3 separate regions of the Homo sapiens genome follow, and all the other regions are linked to region 2. A link is a loop called in an ENCODE intact Hi-C map of the cell type or tissue named here. Cell type or tissue: Panc1. All regions are shown on one strand. Links, peaks and the distances in the headings refer to the core of each region. The heading gives the core; the rest is flanking DNA. Region 1 has its middle 900 kb from the start of AMY1C. Region 2 has its middle 180 kb from the start of LINC01676. Region 3 has its middle 840 kb from the start of LINC01676.

Evidence for each region. A loop is a pair of places that touch in the nucleus more often than their neighbours do. Peaks named below come from ENCODE experiments on the same cell type or tissue, not always from the same donor. Only the 100,000 strongest peaks of a DNase experiment are listed, where the experiment ranks them.
Region 1: a loop joins it to region 2, with 10 times the contacts of the local background. A loop is called at or near these places in 11 of 110 quality-filtered maps.
Region 3: a loop joins it to region 2, with 4 times the contacts of the local background. A loop is called at or near these places in 35 of 110 quality-filtered maps.

The regions. Positions count from the first base shown.
Region 1 is chr1:104,644,870-104,651,904 of GRCh38, reverse strand. No RefSeq gene overlaps it. Among named protein-coding and RNA genes, the nearest start is that of AMY1C, 900 kb to the right of the region's middle. In Panc1, for the core only: CTCF peaks have their summits at 3,317 and 3,517 (motif pointing left); a DNase peak (open chromatin) is centred at 3,494.
Region 2 is chr1:105,790,477-105,797,511 of GRCh38, reverse strand. No RefSeq gene overlaps it. Among named protein-coding and RNA genes, the nearest start is that of LINC01676, 180 kb to the right of the region's middle. In Panc1, for the core only: CTCF peaks have their summits at 3,553 and 3,767 (motif pointing right); a DNase peak (open chromatin) is centred at 3,791; H3K27ac peaks cover 224 bases.
Region 3 is chr1:104,776,693-104,783,727 of GRCh38, reverse strand. No RefSeq gene overlaps it. Among named protein-coding and RNA genes, the nearest start is that of LINC01676, 840 kb to the left of the region's middle. In Panc1, for the core only: CTCF peaks have their summits at 2,849 and 3,048 (motif pointing left); a DNase peak (open chromatin) is centred at 3,017; H3K27ac peaks cover 538 bases.

The DNA.
Region 1 (7,035 bases), core at 690-5,689, 1.1 Mb after region 2:
ACACAAGCAAGCTTCCACTATACCTTGGTTTAGAGAGTAACAGTAAAAGATGGTGTTACTGGACCCCAAGACTTGTGGTCACTCATTTGGAACTGTAGATATGACAAAGTGCTTCCTGGTTGGAGCTGGAGCTATACAGGAGAGGGTTGTCTTGTAGGCAGTGGAACCCCAAAGGAGATTCAACCCCTGCTGGAAATATTGCCCAAAACAAGGGGACAGAGTATGGTTTACTTAATGTCCACGTGTATAGAGTGATAAGTCTGTGCCTGAGCTCAACTGCAGGAACTTTAGTTCTCCGAGATTGACCTGGCTACCACTATTGGTGAAACCTCAGCCTGTCAATAGCACCTATCAGTTTTTAGTGGAAGAATGGCTTTATTTCCCTGGAAGATTAGGCGTACACCTGATAGCAAGTTAATTACAACAAACCAGTTCCGTCAAGGAAGTATCCATGATTGGTTATCACTGAAAAAGCCACTTCATCTGAATATGGATTTGCCTTCCCTGCAGCATCATCTACAGATACCATCCTGATGTTGTACAATATGTTGATTTTGATGAAGAACTCGGATCACAGAATTGTAAATGCAACTTAGTGTTTCTTCTCATGAGAATCTAGCCTCCATGGTACATTGATGCAATAGCTTAAGACTCATTTACATTACTAACTAGCAAAGTAAATTTCTCAGATGTGGAGATGTTCTCCTTCAGCATGCATGACATTCTTTGAACCAGAGCTCAATAGGTGCGTTTTGTTTTGTTCTGTTCTGTTTTTGCCTTCTCTCTCTAATATTTATGACGTACTTATTCAGCTGCCACCCAGCAACTTGTTTAAAAGTGCTTTTGCTTCCTATCTCCAGAAGAGTTAGAAGAGAAACCCTTGAGAGCTCCCAGAGAAGAGACCAAACAATACTTGAAGTGGCAAAAGTAGGAGAAAAAAATTCTGGCAATTAGAGGACCACTTTAGGAGGACTAATATTTGAATAATAGGGAAATATCAAAGCAAGGCAATAACCAAGGAAACACATTTTTCTTTCACACATTTTTACAACTGAAGGATAAGAGTTTCCAATATGAAATTGCCTACTGAGTCACATCACAATTCATGAAGATAGAGCAATGTATTATCATGAAATTAAAAATTAAATTAAGGCTAGAGGCAAAGATAAGCCATTTATAAGTTCCAGAAAGTGGGAAACATTAGGTCTCATGAAAGACCATTAATCAGAATGGCTTTGGAAATCTTAGCAGCTTAAGTTATACTATAATACAGATTTTTTTTCTCTCTCTCTCCCCCAGATGCATACACACACACACACACACACACACACACACACACACACAACTTTCTGAGTATTCAATTTGGTTCCATTGTAAAATCAACTTTTGCCATAAAAATGAAAGCAGAGAAGCCCCTCATATATTTGAATCATGTAGATGAACCAGAATAAGAGAGAGCAAGGAGGCGGGGGGCAGGCACAGAAACTAGGTCATAACTAGGTCTCAGTAACATTATTTGTCTTGGTAACATTATTTGTACCTCTGAATCAATTAGAAGTCAGAATCAATACCTACTCTTTTCTTTTATTTACATTTAGTTAAATGAGTCAATGCAACTGATATTCTTTGAGCTATTTTGTTTTCCTGTTAATTGAAATAAAATAGTCCTAAATTATGTAAGAATTTTGTTTAGAGCAGGTCAGCCTCAGTTAATGTCACGATGCATATCCTAGAACAATAATAAAATGTAAAATTAATTACAAAAATGTGAGGGATAATAATTCCATATCTGAGACACTATAGCCAGGTTTAATCACAATGCGGTAAGACATAGAGTAATGAAATGTGTTGTATTCATAGAAGTTAGCATATAAAATGATAAGTAGGGCAACATAATACAAATTCATGGCATATTTAATATATGCAAGGCACTGAGATAAAGATTTTTCATGAGTAACATGTTAATAAATTCTCAAATGAAACTATAAGGTAGGTAATAATAAACATCTCAGTACCAGGTGATATTGCTATAACTGGAAATCTATTACAATAACATGATTGCTGTTATAACATGTTGAAGTATTTTGATGTGAAAAATGTATTTTGTATATCTACTAAGTCCATATCTGGGGCTACATTGAAGTAGCAAATGAAAAGCATGTTTTAAGTCAACGTTACTAGGATAAGTATAGCTGGTCAAAAATAGAAAGCTGTTTTGTGAAGTAGTGAACTAGAAATGCTCTGGTAGTATATCACTTCCATTTTTATAAGATGTTAAAGTATGTAAACTAGCAATTAATTCTACATTAGGTAGGACAATAGAATAAATAACCTTAGGACATCTTCCAGCTGCATAAATTATTGTTAATATTTTATTGGAATGACTAGGCTGTGGCACGTGTGATCATTATCAGTGGCCTCATTGGGAAATTCAAGTTACTTAGGATGAGAACTAAAAACTCTTTTGAGATTCTGAAAGTTCGAAGTGCTGTACAATTTCTTTTTTATATTACTTTATTTAACCAATTTAATTGTTCTAAGATATTGGTGTTTTCTTATTTCTAGATTTATAAAAAGCTGTATATAAGAGAAGTTATGTAGTTTAAGCCCACAAACTTAATGATTTGTAGAACTAGTATTTGAACCCAGGATTTCTCTAATTTTATTAGTTTCATTCATAGTTTTGTCCAAAGGAGGTGTGACCAATCCCATTAATATAATAAATTATTTACCAAAAGAAGAATTTTACCTGAAGAATAATGATAGATTCTTATGTATTCACTATATGACAAACTATTATAATATGTGTTTCATTCACTATATGACAACTAATATGTGTTTTATATCCAACTAACAAGAATTTGATATTTTCTTCTTACAGAGTATACCATATATATGAGCATGTGGTACACACACATGCACCTTATCTCTCTATATATACATTCCAGAAATAATACCTTAATTCCGGACATTTATTTTTTAAATTATTTGTTTGCTTCATAAATATCTCACATCAGTAACATTTCCAAAATGTTACACCCTAAAATATTATGAATGCTTTGAGTAATTAAAGGTAGTAAATTAACAGGCCTTGTCGATTCTTAGTTGATCGAACTCTAGTTTCATAAAAGAAAAGAAAATCATTCGAAAATTCAGGCTTAATTTTCTCACTGTCTTCTAGATACTCTATGTATCTTCTAAGAGAAACAAATGGCATGAATCATCAGCCTAATTATAGTAATGTCAGAGCTTGGTTTAGCTTACAGCAACATTTATTTTCTGTGCCTGGCTACATCTCTGTAATAATTACAGAGATTTGGCAATGCTGCTTATATAACCATTGACCATAAATTATAGTTAGACCAAACAGCTTTGGAAACTGATGGCAAAGCAGCTGACATTTCTAATTTACTGATTCTGTTGTCATTAGTGTAAAGTAGGTGGGGAGGTGAAAAGAGGGTCAGGGCTTAATCCTTCACTTGTTGAAATTCTGCCCACCACCATAGGGGACAATTACCCTTCAGGAACGATTACTCAGTCTTTTAACAAGAGTGACATCTGCTGGCCCACATATGCAATTCAAACTATTCCATTTTTATAATTCTTTGCAATAGCCTAGCTTCATTTCCACAGATGGCAAATTAGCTGGGTTTATAATTACAAAGGACAATATTTAGCACAATGGAGTCTTATTTAGTTATTTTAAATGTGTGGTTTAAACAAGATGACTCTAAATTTGTTTGCTTTTCATTGTGACATTTTAATTGCAATTTTTTTCATGTGTTTTTCTCTTCTTGCAAATGCTAGTTTTTTTCAAGTTTGAATGTAAGATACTTACGGTCTAGATATTTTCTGGAATTTATTTTTAAGATGTTAACTGTAATACTCCAAGACAATATTTTAAATTGAATGAAACAATTAAATTGCAAAAATGTCCTGTGTTTATTTTTTGTTTGTTGTGTTATACATTTTTTCTTTTTTTAAAATGTGTATTATATTTTCATTTACAATGCAGTATTCTCCTGATTAGTTGGTCTCTCTCAGGTGAATGTGGGTGTGCATACTTGAAAATGATATTTTTGTATTAGAGTCAATATGTAAATACTGTGTTATTTATTGTGAATACTCGTATTCCTTATATCTCTATAAACTGGTTGCTTTTATTTCTAGTAATCATGACCAAAAAACTTTTTTGTTGAAATAGACAAGTAAATATTTATCGTAATGCATTTTACACTTACGATGATTATTATGGAGTTGTATTTTTAGTTGACAAAAGTATTTTTTAATTTCTAAATACAAAATTCTTACATCAGGCAAATATATGAGCAAGTACTTAAAAAAGTAAAATAGTTGTTATAGGGATATTTAATTCTGGAATGTATTCCTATGTAAAATTATAGAAGTGGAAATATACTGGAATTTTTAGTTTTACATGAAAATAATGGAATTATAATGTTCTGTAACATTTTTAAACCGATTAAGACTGTATCAGATTAATAAGCATTAATATTATTATTTTGTGATCCATACCTTAAGATGCTGTATAAAATAATGGAGCTATCTTTTAAGTCCAATATATACAAAGGCATACACACTAAAAGCATCTAAGCATTTACAATGATTACGTTCTTACGCCTCTCCAATTAAAATTAAATATGGCATCTCAAAAAAGTCTTAACTTCCACATTTCACATTCTTGATTTTCTGTTTATATGTTACTTTATTTTCTATTAGTCTAAACAATTATGTTGGAAACATAATTGAACAAAGAAGTAAAAATTGGTATGATATCCTTAGGTCTATTATTAATTATCTGAGTCACTCAACCTTTTTCGTCTCTATTTTCCTACCTGTAAAGCTCATAATATCTACGCAGAAGATTCATGTAAGGATCAAATTTTAATATACTATATAGAAAAGTGTTCTATATACCATTAAGCACTTCTAGAAGTTGGTAGTAATTATTAATTGATCTCATGGCTATGTACATTTCCTCATTTATTCTCCAAAATAACATTATGACATAAGTAAATCTATTTTACAGGTATTAAAAAAATCAAAACCTTTAGATCACACTCAGATTAAAAATTCAAATGATGGAACTAAGAGCCAAATCCAAGTAATTTTGTCTCTAAAGCCAGAAAGCCATGTGGTCAAATACTTTTAATATAAACTGACTCAGAAACATGTAAATAATAACAAAAAATCCAATCAAGCAACATTAAAAAAATTCTAAGTAAAATAAACATGTAATATACACCAAAATTTCTATCCTATAAATAATTCATAGTTTAAAATATGCTTTCAGCATCATGAAGTAAAATGTCTAAACACTTTGTCTTTTTCTATTAAAAATACTAAAAAAATTGCACAGCATTTACTTGCAGGTACATCTCAAATATATTGTGGATTCAGTTCCAGATCATTGCAATAAAGGGAACATTGCAATAAAGTGAGTCACACAAATTATTTGGTGCATTGTCAATGTAAAATTCATGTTTACATTATAGAATAAATAGACTGTAGTCTATTAAGTGAGCAGCAGCATACATCTAATAAAACAATGAACATACCTTAATATAAAAATACTTGATTGCACAAAAATGCTAACAATCATCTAAGCCTTCAGCCAGTTGTCATCTTTTGCTGGTGGAGACTGATCAGGCTAGTGGTTGCTGAAGAGTGGGGTGGTTATGGCAATTTATTAAAATAAGACAACAATGAAGTTTGCTACATTGATTGGGTCTTCCTTTTTATTTTTTTTTTGAGACAGATTCTCACTTTGTCACTCAGGCTGGAGTGCAGTGGCACAATCTCAGCTCACTGCAGCCTCTGCCTCCCAGGTTCAAGCGATTGTCCTGCCTCAGCCTCCCGAGTAGCTGGGATTACAGGCAACTGCCACCGCGCCTGGCTAATTTTTGTATTTTTAGTAGCGATAGGGTTTCACCATATTGGTCAGGCTGTTCTTGAACTCCTGACCTCGTGATCCACCCACCTTGGCCTCCCAAAGTGCTGGGATAACAGGCATGAGCCACCGCGCCCAGACGGCTCTTCCTTTTACACACACGCGCGCACACACACACACACACACACACACACAGAGCATTCAATGCCGTTTGATAGCATTTTATCCACAGTAGAATGTCTTCAAAATTAGAGTCATCTTCTCAAAAACTGCTGCTGCTTTATCCATTAAGTTTATGGAATATTCAAAACTCTTTGTTTTCATTTTTAAAATGTTCACAGCACCATCACCAGAAGACCATCAAGGAAACACTTTCTGTGCTCATCCAACAGGCAACTTCTTATCCATTAAAGTCTGATCATAAGATTTCAGAAATTCAGTCACATCATCAGATTCCACTTCTAATTCTAGTTTTCTTACTGTTTCCACCACATCAGCAGTTACTTCATTCACTGACATTTTGAGGCACTGAAAGTCAATCCTGAGGGTTGGAATTAACCTCTCCTAAACTGTTAATGTTAATATCTTGACCTCCTTAGATGAATCACAAATACTCTTAATAGTATCTAGAATAGTGAATCCATTCCAGAATGTTTTCAATTTATTTTGCACACATAAATCAGAGGAATGACTATCAGTGGCAGCTATGACCTTATGAAGTGTATTTCTTACATAATAAGAGTTAGAAATAAAAATTAGTTTTTGATCCACGGGCTGCAGAATTGATGTTGTGTTAGGAGGCATGAAAACAACATGAATTCTCATGTACCTCACCATGAGAGCTCTTTCTTGGGTGATTATGTGTGCTGTCATTGAGTAGGAATATTTTGAATGAAAACTTTTTCTGAGCAGTGGGTATAAATCGTGGGCTTAAAATATTCAGTAAACCACGCTGTGAACGGAGGCGCTATCACCCAGGCCTGGTTTCATCTCTGAAGAACAGGCAGAGTAGATGCAACTTAATTCTTAAGGACCCTCAGACTTTCACAAGTGTAAATGAACACTGGCTTCAACTTAAAATCACTAGCTTCATTAGTCCCTAATGAGAGTAAGCCTGTCGTTTGAAG
Region 2 (7,035 bases), core at 731-5,730:
GATGGAAAAGAGAACAAGAATGTTTGCTAGACAGATAATTTGTGTTTTCCAAACTGTGAAAGTTTAAAAAATGAGATATATACCTAGAAGGCTGCATAATTCAAGAAAAAAACAGAAAACATATTTTGTCTATCTTTGGTTCAATGCAAATAAACAAGTTTTAGCTGGAAAGCTTCTGTGTTTCCTATGTCATTCATTTATACTATACTCTTGTCACCCATTGGCAATTGGTTTTTGACTTCTGATCTAGGCCAAACTACTACTTTGGAAATAAAAAATAATCAGATAACGAAATAGAGGTTTTCCTAAAGTCACAAAATAAATTTACAGTAAGGCTAGGAAAATACATGAAATGAGTCTAACTTGAGTCTTATTTCATTTACACTTTTGTTCCTCTGTATTGTTCCTCTGATATGACTGCAAAAAATATGTAGAAAAGTATGTGTATGTGTACCTATATTATTTTTCTATTTTTGTGTTAATAGATGTTTATTTTTATCTTCACAGTATTTCCATTTTTTCTGGCAAGACCACTACCTTTGGAAACACCACCTCCTACTTTTCATGATTGTTTTGAAGCAGCCTATTGGTATACCCTGCTATTGTGGGCACATGAGTGAACATGTGATACAACTCTACTAAATCAAAGTACATAACCATAGCAAAGATTTGCCCATGAATTTGCATGTGATTAAAAATGGACCCATCACAGTTTTTCCTTGAGAATAGAACGAAACAGCAGAAGTGTGTGCGGAATTGGTGGGTTCTTGGTCTGGCTGACTTCAAAAATGAAGCCGTGGACCCTCGCAGTGAGTGTTACAGTTCTTAAAGATGGTGTGTCCGGAGTTTGTTCCTTCAGATTTTCAGATCTGTATGGAGTTTCTTCTTCCTGGTAGGTTCGTGGTCCCGCTGACTTCAGGAGTGATGCTACAGACCTTTGTGGTGAGTGTTACAGCTCTTAAAAGCGGTGCGTCTCGAGTTGTTCGCTCCTTCTGGTGGGCTCACGGTCTTGCTGGCCTCAGGAGTGAAGCTGCAGACCTTCACGGTGATACGGCCCATAAAGGCGGCCAGGACCCAAAGATGAGCAGCAGCAGCAAGACTTATTACAAAGAGCAAAAAAACAAAGCCAGGAAACATAAGTGGGTTGCCACTGCTAGCTCCGGTGTCCTACTTTTATTCCCTTATCTGGCCCCACCTACATCCTACTGATTGGCCCATTTTACAGAGAGCTGATTGGTCTGTTTTACAGAGAGCTAATTGGTCCGTTTTGACAGAGTGCTGATTGGTGCGTTTACAGACCTTTAGCTAGACACAGAGTGCTGATTGGTGCGTTTACAAACCTTTAGGTAGACAGAAAAGTTCTCCAAGTCCCCACCCAACCGAGAAGCCCAGCCGGCTTCACCTCTCAGTGGCACTTGCTGCAGGACTTTGCGGCACCTAGCCCAGGCAGTCCGGCAGCCCAGAGGGAGCTCATCCCCAAATCAAGCACAGGAGGGGCAGGCCGGCCGTGCAGAGTGTGGGGCCCGCAGAGCCGGCGCCCACCTGGAACCCGCGCTGGCCAGCGAGCGCCCCGCGCAGCCCCGGCTCCCGCTGGGGCCTCTCCCTCCACACCTCCCCGTGAGCAGAGGGAGCCGGCTCCGGCTTCCGCGAGCCCCAGAGAGGGGCCCCCACAGCGCAGTGGCGGGCTGAAGGGCTCCTCCAGCGCGGCCAGAGCGGACGCCGAGGCCGAGGGGGCGCCCAGAGCGAGCCTTGCCACCTCTCAGAAGGATTTTCCATCCCTTCTACTTTGCCTTCCTCTTGGTAATGGTAAAACTTTTTTTTTTTTTTTGCGGTAACTCTATCTCATTTTCTACAAAGTTTGAGAAGAAATCTCTCCCTCCAAATTTGTAAGGGACTGGTGATATCTTTTGTCTGAGATATGTATATCCTCTGAAAGCGTAGAGCTGGGACAATAGAAGTGGCCTGAAAGAAAAAGCATGAACCTGAGAAACGTTGTATGCAGGTGGATTAAGGTACATTTCTGCGATTAATGTGAAAACTTTGCGAAAGTTTACTGAAAGCTGAATGGTCATTCCTGTTGGTTACTGGGATATAAGTTCTCTCTCAATAACTGCCCACAATCTCAGCCCAAAACGGCAGCTTGCTGAAGTGGAAACTCCAGAAGCCGAAGTGTGTGGAGTGGACCACATAGAAATGGGAAAATAAAATTAAGCCAGATACAAATTTCCTAAGTTAGAACATTTGACATGACACTCAGAGCAATTAACAAATGTATACCCTCACAAGTGAGTCAGAATTCAAATTTTTGCCACGTGGAGGAAAATGATAACATGTATGGATTAAACAAAAAGCAGCAAGAAACAACAAAAGGAGGACAGCAAGAACAAACGCGACAAGTATATGACGTTGTTCACTAACAAGAACTTAAGATAAACAAAGTGAAGAGCAGAAAGCTAATCACTATGGTTAATACTAGAAAAAAAGGGAGTATTTTCTCTTGCCGTCACCTGTGCCCCAATGCTTGGGAAGATGCTTATGGGCTAAACACCACAGAATCCCCAGCATCTTCCTGCAGCCTACTGGAGCTGCAATTGCAACTATATGTCTAATACTATAGTCATGTAGGAGAGTTTAGTCTTCAATTGGAGTTTCTCATTTCAAAATGTATGGAACAGAGTTTTACTCAGTAATAAACTATTTGTGAAGACAGTACATTGAGTATTAAACAGACCTATCCACCCTTACCCTTTTGCTTTTGTTTTTAGAGCAAGACTGTTTTTTTTTAGAAGATACATCTTGTTTTCTTTTTATACCGGTTGCATTTGAATTTATTGTTACATTTCATGAAAAATATAACACATCAACATTCTGCTTTCTAGAACTTCTTAGTTATTTGACCATCTCTTCTGAGACTTTTTGGGAGTCTAGTGACCCATTAGCCTTTCTGGAACAGTGAGCTTTGAAGGAGGAGAGAGAAGGAATGTCTAACATGAGAAAGGGGCTGTGTTCAATAAAAGACTGTTACTGTTATTTCTGATATATGCATAGTACTGTTTAGTCTGGCCTATTTTTCTAACTTTTTATATCACTTATGGTGATTTTCTCTAAGTGTTAAATTAGATAAAATTAAAATTAAAAAATCCCAGTTGTTTCTTTTAGGGTTATGAATCAATCAGTGGGATCTGCAAATATCTGAGACCTAATTGTAACAAAAGGGCCACAGCTGGTTATTTCTACTAAATTTATTTCTGTCCTTTGACCAAATTAGACTACATTTTTAGTCATCATCGTATTTAGGTATGACTATGTGACTGAGTTCTAGACTGTTGAATGTGGATGAAAATGACACATGACATTTGTACGTTCGGGGCACAAAAAGCCTCAAGCATAATTTTCTGTTTTTTAAATGTCCTATTTGCTGGAAAGATTTGGCATATAACAGAGGACTGGAGGAACCTAGAAGAAGTTAGAGCCACAATACAGAGAAGCATGAGCTGCTATATCACTTATGGATGGCTGCCTGCAAAACACCAACACTGAGAAATGTAATATGTAAAGCCACAGAGATTGCTTGTTTGTCTCAGTTCTTCTATTCTTACCAAAAGTGGTTCATATTTTTCCTCCCAGTACTCCTGGGGCCCATAAGAATCACAATATTGTCTAGCCACTTGATTTTAATGCTTAGGCACAGTCAATGGCATGTGAGAATTGTTTCCAAATTTATGACCTGCAGGATATTGGTTTCCTATGAGCCCACTGAACACCACAAGGGGGCAGAGTTGCCTAAGCCCATCAATTAGCTAAACAAAATTTGCAACTATGACCCATTCAAGATTAGGCTTCTCTCTGGTGATGTGAACTCTTGTTTCTTTATTTCAGATATGTAGCAGCTTGGTGTAAAATGTTTGATATAGGGATATATTCATTGATGTCCTTGCTTCTTCTATTTGTTATTCAAAATTTAGGAACAAAAAAAATTCAGATAGCAAGTATACCTTATTACTACTGGACTCTATATTTCTATTTCTCATTATATAGATATGCATGTATCATTTTATATACTTATGTAGATATATAGAAAATACATATTTGCATAAGTATAAACAAAGATATAAATATACATATGCTGTTTATTTTTACAAAGTCAATGACTGTAGGTAAAAACGGCACTGTTAAGTAATTTAAACTTCCCCAACTTCTGAATACATTGTTTTCAAAAAAGTTTTAAATTACATATGTTCACAGATGTATGTATATTAAAGATTTACAAAGTCTAGGCCTTCCCTTAGCTTTGATGAGGCACTTTTTAAAGTGTGCTAATTGGAATTAGAATTTGTACAAAGCTACTACTCAATGTAGTTGTACCTGCAGAAGCATCTGACCCAAGTCACCAGTGATTTGAATTGTAGATCAGTGACTGAAATTGCAGTACTCCAACATTATGTAACACAAGTTCTGACCCACCTAGACCTAGTTAAGTATTAAAAATTTTGTATGACAAGGTGATAGCAACCACAAAACTGATAATTATAGAGAGGCAAATGTAGAAGTGAGGAGTAGAAAAGACAGGAGTGAGAAAAGAGAAGAGGGAAGAAATGGGGGAGGAAGAGGAGAGGAAGGAGAAGAGGGGAAATATATAAAAAGAAGAGGCAGAAGAAGTAGGAGGAGGCTGAAAAGGAGCAGGAGAAAAAGAGGAAGAGAAGGAGGAGAAAGAAGAGGGTAAAATAAAAAAGAAAAAGGAGGAAAAGGAGAAGCTAATGGCAGTGGCAGCACAGAAGAAGTAGGAGGAGGTGAAAAAGGAAGGAGAAATTTTCACCCAAAGGTGAGATAGAATACATGGTTTTCTGAGCAGTGCTTAGATACAGCATAAGTAAAGAGAAGCATATGGGGAAATAATATATCAAAATATTAACAAGTATGTTTTATTTTTAACTTCCTTGTATGTATCCTTTATTAATTAAAATGTTTTTGCTTCTGCAGGATTTGCATCACTAATATGGAAATACAAAGCAAAAGAAATGTCAGTATTACACTTTTATCTATAAAAATAACTTTTTCAGACTGGGGAGATAGATACACAGAAAGAGGTATCTCACTATATATATATTTCATTATGTATATACCCTATAAGTAAAATTGTATATATGTAAAGTATATATAGATAAATATACATACATAAATAAAATTTTAATTCATAATTCTCACACTGTTAAAAGAACAAGTGTTAACAGATAGTACATTTTTAGAGGCTTACTATTAAAAGAGCATTGAGTATGCTTTTCAGACAAAATTGGCAGAATTTAGAATTCTGTATATTTCATTCTTTGTCAACATGTTACATTTTTGTAAGGCAGAATGATTTGCAAACATTAAGAAAAATTGCCTAAAAAATGCCTGAAATAATTTTAGTTTTTATTTTTTTTTCTTATTTTGTTACAGCATTTTTGGTGTAGGGGTAATAATTCCACTTCTCTTCCATTTTTCTGCTCACCAACTTCTTATAGTGGGTCAGATATCAATGGTACAATAAAAGCTTGACTGAAAAATATAAAATAAGGGCCACTTTGAATCAATTTAGCACTAAACATGGTGGGTACTATAAATGGCTAAGTGGGAGTTGGGAGAATACACGATCCAAGAAGACATCACAAACCCTCCTTTAGCCCTCTGTTCTAGGTGTGTATGAGAAAAAGAGTTTCTAGGAAGACTACAGTCTTGAATCGTATTGTAATTTGTTACAACAAACTTTAATTTTTTTCATTGTTCTTTTTTTCAGGAAATTAGTAAACCTTTCTAAGTTACTTCTGTACCTGTTTTTTTTCTGTTGTTTCTATCTTTTGAGAAAAACAAAAATTGTGAAAGAGTTAGACATGGCAAAACATTATCAGGTTATTTGATTCTATGAAGGTCTGCATCCTTCATGGTCATCAAACTATTTTACAACTTGATATATTCTGGAATTTTGATAGTAATATAAATAATTAACTTTCAGAGAAAGTAAAATTAATGTTGTCGAAAGGAAGTATAATTTATTCTTACCCTCTTCTGTGAATGATGGCAGTTTTGTATGTATTAAATTCATTTCAGCATTCTTCATTGCCTATATATTAATATAATCAGATTATTTTTGATGCCTTTCTAGTTCCCTCATTCTTGAATTAGTTAAATAAAGTATTTGACCTGTGTTCACATTTTATATTTATACAAAAGTTACATTTTTTCCTCTGTTGAATTATCTTTTTACTGTGTCTTATGATCTAGAAAAGATCATCTCTATCAAGGTTGGAGGGGAAATGGCCTTAGGATGGTGAGATTAAAATTTTAACATCTTCAATGTGTCTGATTTTCAAATTAGACTCATTATTCTGAGCTGTCTGTGATGGCTAATTTTATGTGTCAACTTGACTGAGCTAAAGGATGCCCGAATAGTTGGTAAATTATTATTTCTGGGTCTGTCTCTCAGTATGTTTCCAGAAGAGATTAGCATTTGAATCAGTAGACTGAGTGAAAAAAGATATCTTTCACCAATGTGGGTGAGCATTATCCAATCTTTGTAGGGCCTGAATAGAATAAAACATGGAGAAAAGGTGAAATTTCTCTCTCTCTTTGAGCTGGGACATCTTCTGCCCTTGGACATAAGAGATCCTGGTTCCTGGATCTTCAGACTCTGAGACTTACACCAGCAGTTTCCTATTTTCTTACGCCTTCAGACTAATTATATCATCAGTTTCCCTGGTTTTCCAGCTTGCAGACAGCATAGAAGGGGATTTCTTGAACTAGATAATAATGTAATGCAATTCCCATAATAAATCTCCTCTTAAAATATAAAAATGTATACATTACATGCCTGTATCAAAATATCTCACATACCCTATAAATATATACACCTACTATGTACCCACAAAAATTAAAAATAAATAAACATATGTATATATTTCCTGTTACCTCTGTTTCTCAGGAGAATCCTGACTAATACACTATAAAGTCAGGAACACTTCTCCAAGAACTGTTAACTGAAAACCAAGAGACATATGT
Region 3 (7,035 bases), core at 749-5,748, 1.0 Mb after region 2:
GCTTATGCATGCTAGAAAATGAACTGCATAGTATTAAAGCTTTAAACTATAGAAAAATAATACAGACCCTTCCGTATGCAAAGCTTTGCCTCAAAATCTATATAATTAACAAAACCTGGCCTTAGCTTTGGCTATTGTCTGGTATAATGCTGCAACAAATTCAAGATAACAGGGTCCCATTTATCTTTTCTCCAAAGCTGGGGAAATCTGCCTGTGTAATTTCATGCTAGCATGAGTATCTGAGACATATGACTGAGAGTTGACTTTATTATTCTAAATATAGCTTGATATTTAAAATAGAACCAAGTGGAGATTAAAGCTAGGATTTACTTTATTTTAAAAACGCTTAGTGAAAATATGTAATCAAGACAACTATAGACCTACAAAACTGACTGATATCCTGATTCCAATAATACCTGATTACAAGATACCAATAAATTTCTCAAATATACAGAATGAGTACAAATCTAATTTTATCATAACATCAAATGTTGAATGTATCGCTGCATTGCTAAAAGAACCATAAAAATAATTAGGTCTCTAATTTACCAAATATCAATTTCTCTTAGATCTCAATTATATTTAGTGGTCCTTAAATTATCTACATGTGTGCGTCAAATGTCAATGATATATTATCATGTTTTCAATAATACCTTGGTAGAATAAATTGGTAGATTGACTATTTAAACTTGGAGTTTTCTTCCATTTTGCAATTATATGTAAACACTTGATAAATACATTTGAGTGGTTTTCAGATAGAAATATGCCACATACAAAGGGCATGTACAAAGGACATCAGTACAAAGAGCATCAAACCTTTGGGGAGTGTTGGCATCTGACTTCAAGGACAGGAGTTGGCAAACAGTATGCAAATGTATTTCAGAAAGCAGGAGTAGCCTTCACAAAGACACAAGAGAAAAATCTGATAATTAAGAAAACTGAGATATTTGGCATATAGTAAATACTAAATGTTTGTATTATATTAAAATTATTGTTAATACAGCTGGAGAGAAGCATATAAGAGTCAGAGAGGTGAGAGCTCTGAGAGTTTTTTGAAGAGTGCAAATAATAAAATTTAAGAACTTTATACATTTTTGCATACATTCTGTGGAATAATTAAAGAGAAATATATGGGTAGTTAATTGATTAGATGCACATTGTGGATGATTGGAGAAGAATAGATAAAAATAGGGTAAAACAGATTATTGAAGTTTCATTGTAGTAATCTAAGGGAGATACAGTAAGTCCTAACAGCAATAGAGATGATGGGAAGAAGAGTATCATTACTTTTGGAGATAAATGAAGGGAATGGGACTTTTTGTGAGGAATGAAAGAAGGAAAGTAAAGCAAGGAATTTTAAATGACTTCATCATTCATGCTTGTAAAAGTAGGGGAATAATTCTGTAAACAGAGTGTCCAATTTGAGAAATATATCATGGTTAGGGAAGAAGATGCTACATTACATCTTGAGCATATTTGAGGTACCTGATGACTTTTAAGTGAAGACATCCATTAAACATGTAGAGATAGATATAAATTTGGGGAGTCTTAAGCTTGTAGATAGAAGGTGAAATCGTGAGAATGATCCCAGCACCTAGAGAGAGGAGGAAGAGAGAGAAGTAGGAAGACTGACATCAGAACTCTCCTAAATATCAATATTTCATTATTTACTTGTAGTCAGAGAGGACACAGAGACAGAAGTAGGAAGATTGAGAAATGAAATCTCCTAAATACCATTGTTTCAGAATTTTCTTATAGTCAGAGGAAGCTGACAACACACACACACATACACACACACACACACACACACGAGAGAGAGAGAGGACATGAGAGAAAAAAGAGGATGGAGAACTTTAAATGCGGTAGAAGAGAACATTCTGAGGAAGATGAGGTGAGTAGTTTCAAACACCGCAAAAACAAAGTATATCGGAAAGATTCACTGGACTTAGTAAAGAAAGGCTATGTCATAGAGAATGTTAGTTTCCTTGGAAGAGTGGGCCTGAAAACCAGGTGCCAGTGACTCGAGGACTAAATCATGGGCAAGCAAATTGTGAGAGAAGGTGTAACCTAGTCTATGGAAAACATTAGCAAAAACTCTTGGTTGTATCTATTTTTAATTACTAATGGTTACACTCTCCAAGGTTAGTATCATTGAAGTCTTGAGGCATGAACAAAGCAATAAGGCTATCACATTTCCAGGTTGAGGTGTCATTTATGAACTAAAATTAATGGGGTTAGTAACAGCATCCAAACTTGGCAGATGGTGTACAAGGAATCACGATTAACCAAAAGAGCAAATATAGAAGTCATATATTTTTGGTGAAAGGTAATGAGTTTGGTTTTTGACATGTCTGCCACATATTCTAGTGTACATGACTGGTTGGAAGGTAATTACAGAGTCTTAGTATTGGAAGACTGTTTAGTGATGGGTATTTGTGAATTTCTAACATAAAACCATGTTTATTTTATTGGTTTGAAGTCTGTGCCTTTGCCTAGGGGAAAAGAAATGAGACTGAAGACGGCCATTGGTTTACCCAAGAGGTTATTAAAGTCTATTAGGGGCTGGAGAAAAAGAAGCAGATTTAAGTAAAAACAGGGGTAGTTACTTGAAATCATACAATAAAAGGTGGCATGATTTCCTAACTCTCACCAAGGCTGTCTCATGTGCTAGCAGAGGCTCTCTCTCAGAATGTTCATGGTAATTATTACTGTGGAAGTGGATGAGAGAATATACATTAAAATAAAGAGACGGCAAGTATGGAAAGCAAGAATAAAGTAGATGAAGACCAGAATCCTGGAAAACAAATATATAATTGTTACATAGAGAAAAGAGAAACAGGCAAGAAAACTAAGACATACTCAGAGAGACAGGAAGAAAACCAGGGCAAAATAACATCTAGTAGGTCAAAGGTAATCTGGGTCCATGACTCTGATGGGTTTGACACCCTTTTGGAAGAGCATTTTCTGTGTAATTTAACACAAGGTAATCTTCTTTGGCTACTTTTCAAATTGGATCTTCTCTGGCCCAGATAGCTCTTTGCTGCCCCCTTCTGATTTTTTCTTGCTACAACTCCTGCAAATTAGAATTAACTGTGAATTTAGATCATCAACGTTATAAATTGAGAGCCTGACAGCACGTTACTACTAGAGGGCCTGATTTCTATACGCGACCCTTCTAAAATACGAAATTTAGTTGATGCACCCCTGGCACCTATGGTTATGCTAAGCCCATCTTTTACTAGTTCTACCCATTTTAATTACTAGTAGTTATCCTCAATGAGGATATCCCCATTGAGGCTAACCTCAATGAAGTCTTGACTGACATAAGCAAAGCAATGAGGTTATTAGATTTCCAGTGAAATTTGTGGTCTAATTCTATAGATCTGATGTCTGTGCACTTGAAAAGAGCTCTGAATATCTTAGTGTCCACTTACCTGAATCTACTCTAAAACTAACTCCTTGTTTTTATAAGAATGAGATTCTGCCTTGGGTTCCTATTCAGCAATTTAAAACCTGAATGATCTGATGTTAGGCACTCTGTTGTGCACTTCTAAATGGTTGGGCAAATCAAAACTACATTGCAATTACTTTTTTAATCATCAGTCTTTAATGATAGCCTTTGTTATACATGATCTCAATTCTAGCCATTCTTGTCCACAGCTGTATTCTTGATGCACTAGAAAATTTTAGAAAATACTAGGCTTTAATGGTATTTAAGTGAACTAATGGGTAAATGAATTTGGTTAAATACATACAGTAAAACCTAGACCCTATGTCTGATGTGTTTTCACTGTTGATATTAGATCTGTTCTGAAATAATTGTATACATTATGGTGTTTCACACAGACTTCAAGTGTCATCCAATATCAGAATGTCCTCTCTCTAAACTGAAATCTAAGCTAAATACATCGAATTTTTAATGCCCTTTTACACAAAGTTTGGACTTCAGCATATCTCCAAAGAGCCAGCACTCAGCTGGGTCAGTAGCTTCTCCATATCCAGTCAATTTCCAAATCCTCTCCTTCTACCATTGATCACAGTGGTATGGTCCTGGCATTCCTAGCAGCTGAACACATGAAAATTTTTCTTATCAAGTTTGTTCTCCTTGCAATGTAACAAAATAGTATACACATTTATCAGGATGTGTATTTTTTTTTAACTATTTTTGTCTCTTCCTATTGCTAACTTTGCTCTTTCTGGACCTTCTATTATGGTTCTGTCCATCCCTACCTCCTAGTAAACGTGAAGTGTCAAATGTTTACATTCTCTGAATGCTTATTTTCTGGGTGTGTGCATTCTGAATTTTACATATGAATTAAAAATCTTAATTCCTTTCTTAATCTTCTACAGATTGTGAAGAAACAAGCTGCTCTAAGTCTCAAGATTTTGTGAAGTCAGTGGAACTCTTGTAGATAATGTGGACTCCAACAAAGACAAAGCAAAAAATAAATAGACTTGAAACATCGAATCAATAAATCAAGATGTATTTCTGAAATATCCCAGGGAAGGAAAATACATGACTAATTCTATTTTTTCTCTTTGTAGTATAATTCTAATACCATTACTAATACTGCCAGTATTACTAGCTAGCATGTGTGGAGCTTGTAGTATGCAATGGACTGTCTATATAGAAACACAATTTATATATTATTTAATGTCTTTCTCATAAAAATTCTATTCTGATATGAAATAGAGAAAGAGCAAGAATCTTGCTGAAAATCAATGACCTGGGAAGTGGTGAGCTGGGATTTTCATCCATAAGTGAATAATATTTAAAGTTCTATAGAGCAGTTTTCTGAGGTTTGACAGAGATAGATAGGGTCAGGAAAGGAGCATGCATGGGGCTTCAAGGATTATGTTTTACTTTGTAGCGTGGCTGGTGGGTAAGTGAGCTCTCATATTTTTAGTCTTCACATTCTAGGCATACACTACAAATAGTTTCTGTATTATTTGTAGATACTCTGTATTCAGTTTGTAATAAGACTATTTAAAAAGGAAAAATTAATATTCCTCTAAGCAACAAGATATGCTCTACTTGGCAGTTTTAATTGACATCATGTGAATTTATAAAGAAAACATAAGTGTGCTCTTTTAATGATAGGTTTGCTAACCCCAAATTTCAGCTTACACCACAGGAAACATTGTAAAATATGAGACGGTATTTTAAGTGCATATTCACAGTTGTGATGGCCTGAAATTCACTTTTGTAAAAACGATATATTAAGCAAATATCACACATAGTTACGTGAGATTTTTTTTTATCATGTGCTGGGGAAAATCTGATTAAAATAATGCAGATTACTATATCAAGATAATCATTCATGATATAGAGATCTTATACTAAATTACCCAATGAAAATATAAGAATTAACTGTTAAATGAAGATATAAATTTAGAACTTATTTAGCTCAACAAAACTGCACAATTACAGCAAGTGCAATAGTTAAAATTAGAGTACATACCATTAAAATCATTTTCTAGTAACAAGTGAACTTGAATGTCATTTCATGTTAACTGAATATTAGTATTTCTTCATCTGTAATGTGCCAGTTTATATGTTTTGCCAATTTTTTTCTATTACATAGTTCTTGATTTTTTTAAATAGGTGTTTGATATGGTTTGGCTGTGTCCCCACCCAAATTTCATCTTGAATTGTAGTTACCATAATTCCCATGTGTTGTGGGAGAGACCTGGTAGGAGGTAACTGAATCATGGGGGCAGGTCTTTCCCATACTGTTCTTGTGGTAGTGAATAAGTCTCATGAGATCTGATGGTTTTATACAAGTTTCCCCTTTTGCTTGGCTTTCATTCTCTTTGCCTGCTGCCATGTAAAATGTGCCTTTGTTCTTCCCTCACCTTCTGCCATGATTGTGAGGCCTCCCCAGCCAGGTGGAACTGTGAGTCCTTTAAACCTCTTTTTCTTTATAAATTACCCAGTCTCGGGTATACCTTTATCAGAAGCATGAAAACAGACTAATACAGTGTTTTGTGTATCTTGAACACTGTTATCCAAAAATCTTCCTCATGATCATTCTGAGATTTACAGCATCTTTCTGAGGCTCTGGCTCATCTGTTTTCTAGATCTCATGTCTTCTCTTTCTTGGGTTACACTCTCATCTGAGAAGTTCATACTCCCTTGAGGCTTCCTGGAGGGAGGAGTTTGATAGAAAAATATCTGAGAATATACATGCATGAAAATGCCCTAATTCTCATATTCTTTTAACTTTGACATCAGAATGAAAATGTCTAGATTGGAAATCCAAATTCCATTTTCTTTGCAACCTGAATGATCTAGGATATCAAATCTAAATTAACTATTATGTATCCCTTTGTCCAATTGAAATTGTTCAAGAAAGGGCATGTTACTCCAAACAGACATAATTAGAAAAAGAGAAAAGTGCATTAGGAATTTCTAGAAAGCATGGTTTTTCTTTTCCAGTAATTGATGGATGCCAGCCTTCTCCATCCCTCTGAATAGTGTGCTGTGCAGAGTGAATTTCTCTGGCCATTTTCCCTTGAGGGACTTGAAATCATGGAAGGCAGAGCTCACAGGAAAGAAAGTACCAGCTCATCAGTGAGTCAGTGAATAAACACAACCCTGAAACCTATTTTGTGTCTGGACTATCTAATAATGCAAACCAATAAATGTCCCTTATTATTTAAGTTGATATCAATTGTGCTGTGTGTTAATTTACACACAGAGAATCCTAAGTAATGCATTGGGCATTACTATTTATTCTAGGAAGAAGCTGATATTTGATTGCCCAAATCTCTATCATTTACAAGGGTTATTTTTAAGATGATAATCTAATTAGAGTAATGGTTTCAAGTAGAATGGAATGGGTAAAAGAAAGAAATTAGTAACCGTGGTATCTAGCCAGTAGAACATAGACTCAGACTTTGAGTCAAGTTGAGCATCCTAAATATTTAAGCTATTTAAGACTCTCAGAATGCCATGGAAAAATGATTGTCTGAGTGGTAGAATATTTGTCATCACCAGATATTCTCGGCTAAAAGTGGGTTGGCCAATAATCA